Regions from separate parts of the Homo sapiens genome. Here region 1 is linked to region 2. A link is a contact called in ENCODE Hi-C or POLR2A ChIA-PET data. All regions are on one chromosome and are shown on one strand. Each heading gives the region's core, a stretch centred on a gene start or an enhancer-like site at or near the end of the contact. The rest is flanking DNA. Distances are from core to core; before and after follow the strand shown.

The links. A loop is a pair of places that touch in the nucleus more often than their neighbours do. ChIA-PET counts read pairs that join two places held with the same protein, here RNA polymerase II (POLR2A). Pooled maps may share reads with other maps.
Region 1: POLR2A ChIA-PET joins it to region 2 with 11 read pairs in H1. The contact joins the enhancer-like site here to the promoter of NPAS1 in region 2. A Hi-C loop is called at or near these places in 2 of 50 pooled maps. POLR2A ChIA-PET finds 5 or more read pairs at or near these places in 2 of 52 experiments (A549 and H1).

What each region holds. Positions count from the first base shown.
Region 1 is chr19:47,258,675-47,265,300 of GRCh38, reverse strand. It overlaps CCDC9 (coiled-coil domain containing 9), which reads right to left. Exons shown (of 12, transcript NM_015603.3): 4 at 4,879-4,980; 5 at 4,462-4,713; 6 at 615-698; 7 at 355-528. Among named protein-coding and RNA genes, the nearest start is that of CCDC9, 5.5 kb to the right of the region's middle. Within about 2 kb of position 2,765, at least 4 of the 41 ENCODE cell types and tissues checked have a DNase peak (open chromatin) inside an H3K27ac peak, as active enhancers do.
Region 2 is chr19:47,015,746-47,022,831 of GRCh38, reverse strand. NPAS1 (neuronal PAS domain protein 1) reads right to left here and starts at 2,995. Exons shown (of 12, transcript NM_002517.4): 1 at 2,835-2,995; 2 at 1,663-1,826; 3 at 985-1,220. The coding sequence starts at 1,784. RefSeq lists a silencer at 2,999-3,058.

The DNA.
Region 1 (6,626 bases), core at 1,516-4,015, 240 kb before region 2:
GGTGGATCACTTGAGGTCAGGAGTTCAAGACTAGCCTGGCCAACATGGTGAAACCCCGTCTCTACAAAATACGAAAAAATTAGCCAGGTGTGGTGGCACTTGCCTGTAATCCCAGCTACTCGGGAGGCTGAGGCAGAATTGCTTGAGCCCAGGAGGCAAAGGCTGCAGTGAGCCGAGATGGTGCCACTGCACTCCAGAATGGGTGACAGAGCGAGAATCCGTCTCAAAAAAAAAAAGTCCTGTGCTGTGGCACAAAAAAGGAGAGGCCCCATGGCCCTGATCTGTCTGGTTCCTGCTATGCAGTCCCCATCAAAGCCCTGAGAGCCCCGAGGTGTCCTCACTGCCAACACCCACCTGCCGCTCGTGCTCAAGGCCACAGCGCACCCGCTCGAAGTCGGGGCCCCCCCAGTTGCGGCCGTGCCGGCGGCTCTCCTCCCGGCGGTCCCGCTCAGACTCCTCCAGGGGCCCGCTGCGTCGCCGGGGGTCGTCCAGGAAGTTCCGCACTGGGTTGGGTTCAAGAACCCCTTCCTGCAGGCAGCAGAGCAGGGGGTTGGCGCGGGCTCCCCGCAGCCCAGGCAGCTCGGCCCTGCCTCGGGGACACCCGCACCACTGACCCGCTGGTTGCGCTCATACTCGGCGATCTTCTCCATCTCCTCATTCATCTTCTCAATGTTCTGCCTGCGCCGCTCCTCCCACTCCTGGGGGGATAAAGATAGGGACACCCAGCTTCAGGGAGAACTATTAAGCTGCCGGTGCAGGAGACGGGCTGCCCAGCAGGCCTGAGGCTCCTCTCCTCGGACTGGCCTGCTGGCATCTGACCATTTGCTCTCAGCGTGCTCCAGGTCAGCAGTGAACTGATGAGGCTGGCTGGCCAGGCTTGGACTATGCGAACAACACGCTGTACGCTGCATTCGCCTTCCTACTGGGGGGTCTGGAATTTCAGTACATACTAGACAGAAGGGGCCTGCGTTCAAAACTAGCCTCCAGGCTGACATGGTGGCTCACACCTCTAATCCAAGCACTTTGGGAGGCCAAGGCAGGAGGATTGCTTCAGCCCAGGAGTTCAAGGCCAGACTAGGCAACATAGCAAGACCCTGTCTCTACAAAAAATTTTAAAAGTGGCCGGGCGCGGTGGCTCACGCCTGTAATCCCAGCACTTTGGGAGGCCGAAGTGGGTGGATCACCTGAGGTCAGGAGTTTGAGACCAGGCTGGCTAACATGGGGAAACCCCATCTCACTAAAAATACGAAAAAAATTAGCCAAGCATGGTGGTGGGCGCCTGTAATCCCAGCTGCTCGGGAGGCTGAGGCAAGAGAATCACTTGAACCCAGGAGGTGGACGTTGCAGTGAGCCGAGATTGTGCCACTGCACTCCAGCCTGGGCAACAGAGTAGGACTCTGTCTCAAAAAATAAAATAAAATAAAAATAAAAATAACGGGTCGGGCACAGTGGCTCACGCCTGTATTCCCAGCACTTTGGAAGGCCGAGGCAGGTGGATCACGAGGTCAGGAGTTCGAGACCAGCCTGGCCAACATGGTGAAACCCCGTCTCTACTAAAAATACAAAAGTTAGCCGGGCATGGTGGTGGGCACCTGTAATCCCAGCTACTTGGGAGGCTGAGACAGGAGAATTGCTTGAAACCAAAAGGCGGAGGTTGCAGTGAGCCGAAATCATACCACTGCACTCCAGCCTGGGCAACAAGAGTGAAACTCCATCTCAAAAACAAAAAGAAATTTTAAAAACTAAATAAATACAATAAATAAAAATAAACCAGCCCCCAATTAAAAACCTGGAGTGCTGAATCTCTCGTGGGCATCCCTGGTAAGCCACATGTTGTCACAATTCAGTGCTGGAGGAATTCAGCGCATCCCCTGGGACTCCACAGGGAAAGGACTCTTGGAAGTTCATGCCGGGTTTCCTCCAGACCTCAGCCCAGGTACCCCGCCCCCTGCTGATTTTGCTTTGTGATCTCTTTCACTGTGATAAATCTAAGCCATGAGTCTTTCTAGCAAACCACTGAACCTGCGAGTTCAGTGTCAGGGTGCTGGGGGCCCTGGCACACCAAGGTTGCCGCAATCATAGTGGTGGTAATAACAGTAATTACTTGGCAGATGGTTAGGTGACCTACCCCCACCAACCACAATCCGTTCTCCCCTTCTTCCTTCCATGGTAGCAAAAATTTATTGATTTTTTTTTTTTTTGAGACAGGGTCTTACTCTGTTGCCCAGGCTGGAATGTAGTGGTGTGTGTTCACAGCTCACTGCATCCTTGACCTCCCAGGCTCAGCCTCCCAAGTGATCCTGCTGGCTCAGCCTCCCAAGTAAGTAGCTGGGACCACAGGGGCACACCACCACGTCCAGTTAATTTTTAAAATTTTTATAGAGATGGGGTCTCACTCTGTTGCCCAGCCTGGTCTCAAACTCCTGGGCTCAAGCGATCCTCCCACCTTAGCTTCCCAAGTAGCTAGGACCACAAGCCCATACCACAGCACCCAGCATTCCAAGTAGCTAGTAACTACTTGTTACTAGTAACCAAGCTAGTGACAAAATTTTAGATGGGCAAATAGCCAGCCAGCTGTAGACAACGTTTTCATTTCCCAGTCTCCTTTGAGGTTAGGTATGACCAGGTGTCTAAGTTCTCACCAACAGGACATGACCAAAAGTGATAAAGCAGACTTATCTTTCCCCTTCCTGTGAACTGAACCGCAACCATGTCGGCAACCCAGCTGTTACCACAGACAATGACCAGGACCTAGGGGCCACCAAGCAACAAAAACAGGAACCAGGCCGGGCGCAGCAGCTCACACATGTCATCGCAGCATTTTGGGAGGCCGAGGCGGTAGGATCACCTGAGGTCAGGAGTTCAAGGCCAGCCTGGCCAACATGGCGAAACCCCATCTCTACTGAAAACACAAAAACTAGCCGGGTGTGGTGGTGCACACCTGTAATCCCAGCTACTTGGGAGGCTGAAGCACAAGAATTGCTTGAACCCAGGAGGCGGAGGTTGCAGTGAGCCAAGATCATGCCACTGCACTCTAGCCTGGGCAACAAAGTGAGACTCTGTCTCAAGAAAAAAAAAAAAAAAAAAAAAGCAGGAACCTGGGTCCCTGAGTGACATCATGGAGCAGGGCCTCACCCCCTGGACCACCCACCTCCCTGCAGGGCTCAGCATACAAGGGAGAAATAAACTCCTACTCCACTTAGGTCATGAAATTTTTGGAGTCTTTGTGTGACAGCAGCTTGGCATGCCCAATTTAAGTCTAATTATTTTTTTTTTTTTGAGACGGAGTTTCACTCTTGTTGTCCAGGCTGGAGTACAATGGCGCAATCTCGGCTCACTGCAACCTCCACCTCCCAGGTTCAAGCAATTCTTCTGCCTCAGCCTCCCGAGTAGCTGGGATTACAGGCGTGTGCCACCACACCCGGCTAATTTTTGTACTTTTAGTAGAGATGGGGTTTCGCCATGTTGGCCAGGCTGGTCTCGAACTCCTGACTTCAGGTGATCCGCCCACCTCAGCCTCCCAAAGTGCTGGGATTACAGGCCTCGTGAGCCACCACGCCCAGCATTTTTTTTTTTTTTTTTTTTTTTTGATACAGAGTCTCATTCTGTCGCCCAGGCTGGAGTGCAGTGGCATGATCTCGGCTCACTGTGACCTCCACCTCCCAGGTTTAAGTGATCCTCCTGCCTCAGCCTCCCAAGTAGCTGGGATTACAGGTGCCCACCACCACGTCCAGCTAATTTTTGAATTTTCTTATTCCCGTGTAAGTGCTAGAACCAGAAGCTCACAGGGGAAGTGAGCTGCCCAAGGCCAGGTAGCTCACAGAACCAGATTCAACCCATGTCCACGGTGGGCTGTAAGCCACTCAGCTAGACAGACTCCCACCCTGCTGACCTGCACGTCAGGGGTGAGTGAGGTAGTTACAGTAAAATCACTGCTCCCCATAACCAAAGCCGGGGACCAAGAGAAACACACAGAAACAGAATGCCACACAGAGCCTGTGCTCACAAGCACACCAGATAGAGAGAGCCCACCAGACAGACACACAGTGCCAGAAAGGGAGGAGAGATGGGGACGGAGGATGAGTGGGCAAGCATGCACCAGAGAGCGAGAAAAAGGGAGACAGAGAGGGACAGGGAGGGACACGCAGCACTAAGCAGGAGAGGGGAGGGAAGGAAGGCGAGGAGGAACAAGAAGACGGGGAGCAGGAGTAGGAGAGAAAGAGACAAGGAAAAACACACGAGCTCTAGGCGTGAGAGGGAAGGAACAGGGGGAACTAGAAGAGGGGGAGCAGGAGGAGGAGAAGGAGGTGGAGGAAGAGAGAAACAGAGCCAGATGCAAAGGCTCAGAGAGAGATACTGAAAGATGGACACACAGGACAAATGTGCATCTGAGAGGAGGAAAAAACAGAAACAGACAACAGAGAACCTCAGCCAGGGCTCCAGGCGCTGCCTAGCTCCTACCTTGGATTTACGGTCAGAGATTGAGGTGTCTCCAGCTCCAGAGAGGTGAGGTGAACCTCGGCCCCGGCCCCTCCGGCCACGGCCCCCAGCTCCTCCTCCTCGAGGCTGCTCCCCGGGGCTGCCCTCCCAGCTGCGCGATGCTCGGCCCATGCCGGCCCGGCCTCCCTGCTGTGGAGGAGTCCGGCCCCCCTTGCTGGCCCCTGGGGGCCGAGGGGTCCCAGGAGACCTCCGGGAAGGACCCAGGTTCTTCTCCTGGAAGAGGGGAGATGGGGAAAATACAGTCACTGGGGCAGGGAGGCATGCGGCCAGGATGGAGGCCACCCACTGGTGCAGGACAGCTGGGGGCTCCTGGGTCCCAGGCCTCAACCCTCTGCCCCTCCCCATCCTCAGGGTCCCACACCCCAGTGACGAGCTCACCGACTCCACTGCCACGTTCTCCTTCTCCACTGAGCGGCCCTTTCGGGGAGCTGTGACTGCGACTCCCTCAAGTTCAGCTTTCTTACGGTCTTCCTCAATCTCCTAGGAGCAGACAGCCGGGGTAGGGAAGCATCAGGTGCCCTGTCTGCCAGACGGACTCCCAGACCCCTGAACTCCTCCTAAGTCTGGCCCCAGCCCAGGCCTCTCTCCTGGACTCTGAACAAGAAGGCCGCTCATATCCCTCAAACCTCAGCACGTTGCAGCCCCACTCAGAACGTTCCTGTGGTGCCCCTCTGAGTAACAGCCTTCCCCACAGCCTGTGGGACCCGTGGGGTCTGGCCTTGGTACCTCCCCGACCTCATCTCTCACCCTCTCCCCACGATCACTCCGGCTTCCTTGCTATTCCCACAACATACCAGGCTGAAACCTGCCTCAGGGGCTTTGCGCCAGCGGATCCCTCTGCCAGGAACACTTTTCCCAGAGACCCTCCAACCCCTCACCTCCTGTAGGTCTCTGCTCCAATGCTGCCTTCTCGTGAGGCCTTCCCTGAGCACCCTGTGGAAACCAGCTCCCCTGCCACCCTCTCTGTTCTCATCCCATTTGCACCCAGCACCATATGCGTCTCGCTCACTGTCTGCTTCCTCCACTACGGCAGAATCTGCCTGGGGACAGGAATGTCTGTCTGCTTTCAGTGATGTATGTCACTGACGTGTATCCCAAGTCTAGAACGCTGCCTGGCCCACAAGGGAAATTCAATATGCCTTTTTTAAAATGAATGAATACATGAAGAATGAATAAATGAAACCCATGCCACCTCCCAGATCCCATCTCAGGGAGAGCCACATCACCTACTCAGCAGCCTTGTCCTAAATCCTCCCTCTTCCTCCCCCTGCCCTGAACTGCCCATCAGTAACTGAGTCCCTCTCAACAGCCCTGCCCTGAGCCAGGTACCTCCTCTCCCACTAGGGTTCCAGCCCCAGCTTCCTCCTTGGTCTCTGGGCTCCAGTATCACCTCCTCGCACCCACCACCGCACAGCACCCAGAGGCGTCTTCCTAAAGAGCTGTTCTGACCGGTCCCACCCCTGCTCAAGGCTCTCCCTGGCTCCCCAGTGCCCTCAGGACAAAGTCCAAACTCATCCTGGTGGCATTCAGGGCCTAGCACAGCCTGGCCCCTGCTGACCTGCCCAGGTCAATTCTCTCCTAACCAACCCTCCAACTTGAAGCTCCAAGCTCTCTCTTGCTTCCAACATTTGCACAAACTGTTCTTTCTGCCTGAAACATGTTCCCCTCGCCTTTTCAACTGGCTATTGTCTACTCACCACTCAAGCCTCAGAGTCCACTCCTCCAGGAAGCCCTCCCTGATATCCCCAAGGCTGGGTCAAGAGCCTCCTCTGGACTCCCACAGACCCCTGAATTTCCTGATTCCAGACTTGTCTGCTCTGGGGCATCCCTGAGGACAGGGCTGTCTCCCTGACTAGACGGTGGACCCTGGAGGGGGCAGGCCTGGGTCTGTCTCAGTCACAGCTATATCCCCAGCACCACTCAGCACTGGGGCTGGTAAAGATCTTGGGGAATATTTGTGAACAAATGAATGAATGAATGAATAATGGAATGAAAGAAGGGATGTCAGGCTAAGGCCTTTGGCCTTTATCCTGACAGTGATGGGGAGCCATGAAAAGGTTTTAAGGAAGGGAGAGGTGAGAAAAACTCACTGCGGGGAAGAGAGGGGATGGGGTCTCCCAGGGCGG
Region 2 (7,086 bases), core at 1,746-4,245:
ATAATAAACTTAGATATTTATCTGTATCTTACAGAGTTTATATTTTTACATATTCTAGATTATATTGCTTTGCCTATTTCTTTATTGCGTCTTGGCCACTAGGATGCCAGCCGCTCCGGGGCAGGGACTTTTGTCTAGATTGTTTCTCCTGCTCAATCCCAGCGCTCAGAAAAGTGCCAGACAGGCAGGAGATGCTCCAAAAGCGACAGCCCCCCCGCCCCCTCCTCCATGCCCCGAACCCCTCCAGCAGCCCTGCAAGGTTACTGCTGATAACAGCATTGGCCGCATAGCGGTGGCTTGCTCTGAGCTAGGCACTTCCAGGGACTTTGCAAATATGACCTGGTTGATTCTCTGCTCAGCCCCCTGGGGGAGGTTGGACCGTTTTTTCCCACTTCACATTAAGGCACAGAGAAGTGAGGCGACCTGCCCGGGGTTGCAAAGCTGGGAGGTGGCTGCGCGGCGACAGGAACCCTGGGGCATCTTCCTGAAGTTCCCCATCTCATCCGCCACATCATACTGTCTCCCTCTTGCTCCTCCAACTGGGGGCTCAGACTGTACAGTCCTTGCGTTCCCGCCGGGGCCCCTCAGGTCTGGATCCAGGGTATCTCGCCCATTAGCGAATGGGCGTCCCAAGCCAGGGTGAGTCCCCTCTGTCCCGCTCATGCAGCTGGGAGTTTCTTTGGTTGTAATAATGATTCCTCTCCTCTAATAAAAATATAGGAATAGCATTTACCAGTGACCACTAGAACTGCCAGGGCCTTGTTTAGGGCAGAATTCACGAAATCTTCCCAACCTCTTGCGCCCATTTGACAGTTTAATAAACTGAGGCTTGGAGAGCAGAAGCCACCTGATAGGGACACGCAAAGGTCCTGGCTGACTCCAGAGACAAGCATCTGGGCGAGGGCAGGCCCGCAGCCCGGATCTGGGCTGCAGTGACTCCGCCTGGAGGGCCCCGGGACCCTCGCCCCGCGCATGAGCACTCACCGAGGCCAGCTGGCGGCCCCGCGGCTCTCAGCCCCCAGGGCGGCGCCCCCAGCGCGGCGAACCGGCGCAGGCGGAGGTAGGTGACGCTGAGGCGCACGATGGAAGCCTTGTCCAGCTGGCTGGAGATGGCGCCGGGCAGCGGGAGAAGCTTGGCCAGCTCGAAGAACTCCAGGTTCTCCTTCCCGCGCCGCGAGCGCGCCGCGTTCCGGGACTTCTCCTTGCGCTGCGCCTGCAGGCTGGGCGGGCGGCGCGGAGGAGGTGTCGGCGGGGCCCCGGGGCTCAGGGGCTTGGGAACTGGGGGCGAGCCCCGCCTCCCGGGGCCTTGGGAACGGGACGGGACGTTGGGAGTGGATTCCACATCTCTGGAGGTGGGAGCAGACCGGAGTGTGGATTTTACACTCCGACCCAGGGACAGAACCTCGAGTGTCAATTCTGGTGGGAAGGAGGAGGAAGGGCGAGAGATTAAAGATGTTGGGCGTGAATTCTGAGGACCGGGACTAGAAGCAGAACGCAGGGGACCGGGCTCAGGACGGTAGTTAACTCAAGGTAAGACCTTCTAGCCCTAAGGGGCGGGTCAGGGAGCTGGGTGTGAACTGCCCCTTGGCACGGGGACAGAACATCGGGTGTGAATTGGACCCGGGGGGGGGCCCGCGGCCAGGGGGGCGGGGCTTTGCTCACCACGGTCCGGACGGCGCCTTGACCATCAGCCCGGGTAGAAAGTCCCAGGGGACGCTGGCGCCGCGGCCTCCCACGCATTTGACCTCGCTTCCGCCGCCACTGCCGGGATAGGGGGCCGCCATCTCCGGGGGGCTCGCTCAGGCGGGCTCCGAGCCCCGAGTCTCCTGCAGCGGGAGGGGGCCAGGGGCAACGCTTAGTGCCCTCGGGAGACCTTCTAGGGAAACTGAGATCCGTGCAGGGCTCAGGGTCCCAGCAAGGAGCTGGGGGGGGGGGGGCCTGGATGATGCCTCAGTTTCCCCTACCTGGAGGCCTCAGCTCCCACCCTAGCCGGCCCGGGGCTGGCGCTCCGGGTGAGGACGTGCCCCGCCGCCGCCTCCCCCGCGCCGCCCGCCAGCGCGCCCGCCTCACGCCCGCGCCGGGCCGGCTCCCGCATACCAATGGGCGCACGCGGCGCGCATACGGATCGAACCGGCCCGCGCGCTGCGTGCCAAGCATGCCCAAGCCGGGCGGGGGGCGGGCGCCTCCCGGGCCAGGCACGCACGCCCCAGCCCCCGGAGCCCTCTGCCCCGAGGACCCGCCCCCCAAGCCCATCCCCGGTGTCTGACTCCCCGGATCTGCACCCTGTTTTCCCGGCTGGGCTAAGGAGGCAGGGGGCAGAGGGCAGGGACCCCCATCCTGTGTCCTGCCCAGGGATCCCCCCAGCCTCTCGGGATGGCGCCACGTGTTCGGACCGCCACATCCCCACGACCACAACTTCCTCCCTGAAGACCCCGGCGCGCGAGCCCCAGCCCCGGACGCAGCCGCCGCAGCCTCTGCCCCAGGACGCCCCCAGGATTGACCCGACACTCGGGGCCCAGGTGTCCTGGTCTCCTGATCCCCTAACGTTTTCAGTTAGGTCTTCATTCCTCCAGGACCAGGCGTTCAGAACACCCCCTAACCCCAGGAACCAGGCCGCCCCCAAACCTCCCAGCCAGGTGTCCAGATGCCCCAGACCCCCGTGTCCAGGTCTCCCAACCCCAGATTTCTCCAGGACTCAAACATCCGTGCGCCCCTTCCCCCAGGCTCGGGATACCCTCGTCCCACCCCCTATCCCCCAGGACACTGGAGTTCCAGCCCCCCATTCCTCTGGGACCCAGAAGTCCCCCTCCTGCCAGCCCGCAAGCTTCCCCTACCCGCAGGACCGCCAGTCCGATTACTTGGCCGCAGAGCAGGCTCCGGGCGCGGCGTGGGGCCGGCCGGGCGGCGCGGAGGGGCAGCTCCATAGACCCCGGGGCGCGCGGGGCGCAGCGGGACGCGCGGGCTGTGGCGCCCAGCTCTCGGCGCCCACCTCGGCCTCGCAGACTTGGAGACGCGCGACCAGCGCTGCGGGCGGGGGCGGGGTCTGCCGGAGCCCCGCCCGCCGCGTCTCCGCCCCCGGACCCGCCCTGCTCGCCTTTCCCTGGTAGGGGGCCAAGCTACCCTGGGGTCCGAGTTCCCTTGCCCCACGGTAACGTCGGGGGTCAGAATGTAGCACCTCGGATCGGAGCTACCCCACTCCAAAAGGGGAACAGCGGAGTCCGGGCACTGTCTACACCCCTTCAGGAGGCAGTTAGTGCCCCAGCAGCCCCTCGGGACAAGACAGGTACCCTGCAGCCGAGCCCCATGTACGAGTGAAGACTCACGTCAGTGCTTCCTCCAGGGACACAAATCCAGAATTCGAGACCCTCCCTTTCCGGGAGAGAACTCCTGAGTGTCAGCACACTCTCCCCCCACAGGGCTGGGACTTCGCATCCAAACCCAACCCGCCTTAAAAGGGGGACATACACCTCCCTCGTCAGGGACCAGGATCCAGCTCTCTAAGGAGCTCCAGAGACCAGGATCCTGGCGTCTTATCTCCATCCCCCGCCGCAGGGACGGGAACCCTTACATCCAAGCTCCCCATTAGATCATAAATGGGAACTCAGGGGTTGTAGTACCTCGCACAGAGGACGGGAACCCAGGCGTCCAAGCCAGGCCTTCCCCAGTCTGATAGGAGGTCCTACAGTTCCCCTAGCTCCTTCTCTCCATGCAGCCCCCACTTCCCGTTCTCAGGGTCCTCCCTGGCATGGGGGTCTCCAGGCACTTAAAAGCCTCTACATGACCTTAACATGGGGAAAGAAAATGGAGCTGGGGCCGGGCGCGGTGGCTTACACCTATAATCCCAGCACCTTGGGAGGCCAGGGCGGTTGGATCACCCGAGGTCAGGAGTTCAAGGCCAGCCTGGCCAACATAGTGAAACCCTGTCTCTACTAAAAATACAAAAATTAGCCGGGTGTGGTGGTGGGCGCCTGTAATCCCAGCTACTCGGGAGGCTGAGGCAGGAAAATCCCTTGAACCTGGGAGGCGGAGGTTGCAGTGAGCCGAGATCCCGCCACTGCGCTCCAGCCCGGGTCAGAGAAGGAGAGTCCATTTCGAAAGAAAAGAAAAGAAAAAGAAAATGGAGCAGGGAGTCTTAGAAGAGGCATACAGTCAGGGGCTTGCAGGGAGCACGCGCTGGCCTTTGGTTGGGCAGATGGGGAAACTGAGGCACACACAAACACCCGTGTGCATTTGCTCACAACACACAAACTCATTCATGATCCTCATAGTTAACACTTAAGGGAGTGCTTGTTTTTTGCTAATACTTTATTTTATAGCAAGATTCTGAGATGGGCTCTGTTACTAGATGCATTTTACAACTAGGGAAACCGAGACATGGGGAAGTGATATAGCCTGGTGATAGTGGCCTCTCAGACAACAGATCCTTATTTATCCCCAGAGAGACTTGCTAGAGTTTCAGGGCAAGGAATCAAGCTCAGATCATGGGCTCCTGTCTCCTGACAGCACTTCCTGGCTGTGCAGCCTGGGCAGGTGCTATGCCAGCCATGAGAGGTACACTTGTGCCATTAATTAATTAATTAATTATTTTTGAGACACAGTCTTCTCGCTCTGTCACCCAGGCTGCATGATCACTACTCACTGCAGCCTTGAACTCCCAGGCTCAAGAGATTCTCCCACCTAGCCTCCTAAGTGGCTGGGACTACAGGTATGCACCACCCCACCCAGCTATTTTTTAAAAATGTTTTGTTGGCCGGGCGCAGTGGCTCATGCCTGTAATCCCAGCACTTTGGGAGGCTGAGGCGGGTGGATCACCTGACGTCAGGAGTTCAAGACCAGCCTGGCCAACATGGTGAAACCCCATCTCTACTAAAAATACAAAAATTAGCTGGACACAGTGGCGTGCACCTGTAGTCCCAGCTACTCAGGAGGCTGAGGCTGGAGAATCGCTTGAACCTGGGAGGCGGAGGTTGCAGTGAGCTGAGATCACGCCACTATACTCCAGCCTGGCAGACAGAGCGAGACTCCGTCTCAAAAAAAAAAAAAAAGTTTTGTAGAGAGAGGGTCTTGCTATGTTGCCCAGGCTGGTCTTGAACTCCTGGCTTCAAGCAATCCTCCTGCCTCAGCCTCCCAATGTGCTGGGATTATGGCGTGAGCCAGGTCGCCCAGCCTGGCCTGTATTTATTTATGATTGCACATACACACGGATTTTTTTTTTTTTTTTGAGATGGAGTCTCGCTTTCTCACCCAGGCTGGAGTGCAGTGGCAGGATCTCGGCTCACTGCAACCTCCACTTCCCAGGTTCAAGCGATTCTCCTGCCTCAGTCTCCTGAGTAGGTGGGATTACAGGTGCGCACCACTACGCCTGGCTAATTTTTGTATTTTTAGTAGAGATGGGGTTTCACCATGTTGGTCAGGCTGGTCTCAAACTCCTGACCTCATTGTGACCTGCCCGCCTCAGCCTCCCAAAGTGCTGGGATTACAGGCGTGAGCCACCATGCCTGGCCTACACATGGATTTTGTGAGGTTAAGAGTAATTGGTGGTGTTGAAACCTCAGCTCTGCCATTTACTGCTGTATGACTCTGGGCAAGTAACTTCACCTCTCTGGGCCTTCGTTTTCTCCCTTGTAGAATGAGGATATTTTAATTCTAGTACCCACCTCATAGCATCATAGTGAAGATAAAATAAGTTTATTTTAGAAGGTCTCAATGTGACCTGAGAACTGGTCTCTTCGGTGTGCTGGGTCAAATTTTCATACCGAGACATTTTCTGCCTTTTTCACTTCATTCTGTTGTCTGGTGGAGATTTCCAGATGCTGTGTGATGTGTGATATCACAACAGACCAAATGCAGAAGCAGCCGTGAGGCCCAGCCATCTTCTTCTTACTGTTATTCCTTCCTTCCTTCCCTTCTTTCTTTCTTTCTTTTTCTTTCTCTTTCTTTCTTTCTTTCTTTCTTTCTTTCTTTCTTTCTTTCTTTCTTTCTTTCTTTCTCTCTCTCTTTCCTTTTCTTTTCTTTTCTTTCTTTCTTTTTCTTTCTTTTTTTTTTGAGGTCTTGCTATGTTGCCCAGGCTTGTCTTGAACTCTTGGCCTCAAGCAGTCTTCCCACCTCAGCCTCCCAAAGTGCTGGGATCACAGGCGTAAGCACAGTGCCCAGCCCAAGGTCCAGCCATCTTCTATAAAAGCTGGACGTTAAAGAGATTTGCAAAAATGTAAAAGAATGCCACTCCCTTCACTAACTTTTTTTTTAATTGGAAAATATATTTTTCATAAAATATTTATGTTGGCCTGTAATGGGCTTATAATTATTATTTTAATTTTAATTTAATTTAATTTAATTTAATTTTTCGAGACAGAGTCTTACTCTGTTGCCTAGGCTGGAGCGCAGTGGCACGATCTCGGCTCACTGCAACCTCTGCCTCCAGGGTTCAAGTGATTCTCCTGCCTCAGCCTCTCGAGCAGTTGAGATTACAGGCATGCACCACCATGCCCGGCTAATTTTTGTATTTTTAGTAGAGACGGGTTTTCACCATGTTAGTCAGGCTGGTCTCAAACTCCTGACCTCATGATCTGTCTGCCTCAGCCTCCCAAAGTGCTAGGATTACAGACTGACTGATTCTCTTTCACAGCCTCAGAAAGAGGCTGGGCACGGTGGCTCAAGCCTGTAATCCCAGCAGCTTGGGAGGCCAAGGTGGGCGGATCACTTGAGGTCAAGAATTCAAGACCAGCCTCGCCAATACTGGGAAACACTGTCTCTCCTAAAAATACAAAAATTAGCCAGGCGTGGTGGCTCACACCTGTAATCTCAGCTACTCAGGAGGCTGAGGCAGGAGAATTGCTTGAACCTGGGAGGTGGAGGTTGTAGTGAGCCGAGATTAAATCACTGCACTCCAGCCTGGGCAGCAGAGTGAGACTCCATCTCAAATTAAAAAAAAAAAAAAAAAAAAAAGCAACCAGCCCTGCCGACACCCTGATTGATCTCGGACTTCCAGCCTCTGGCAACTGCGAGAGAAGACACTTCTGTTGTTTCAAGCCGCCCAGTTTGCGGTCCTTGGTTTTGGCAGTCCCAGCAAACTAATACCGGGGAATG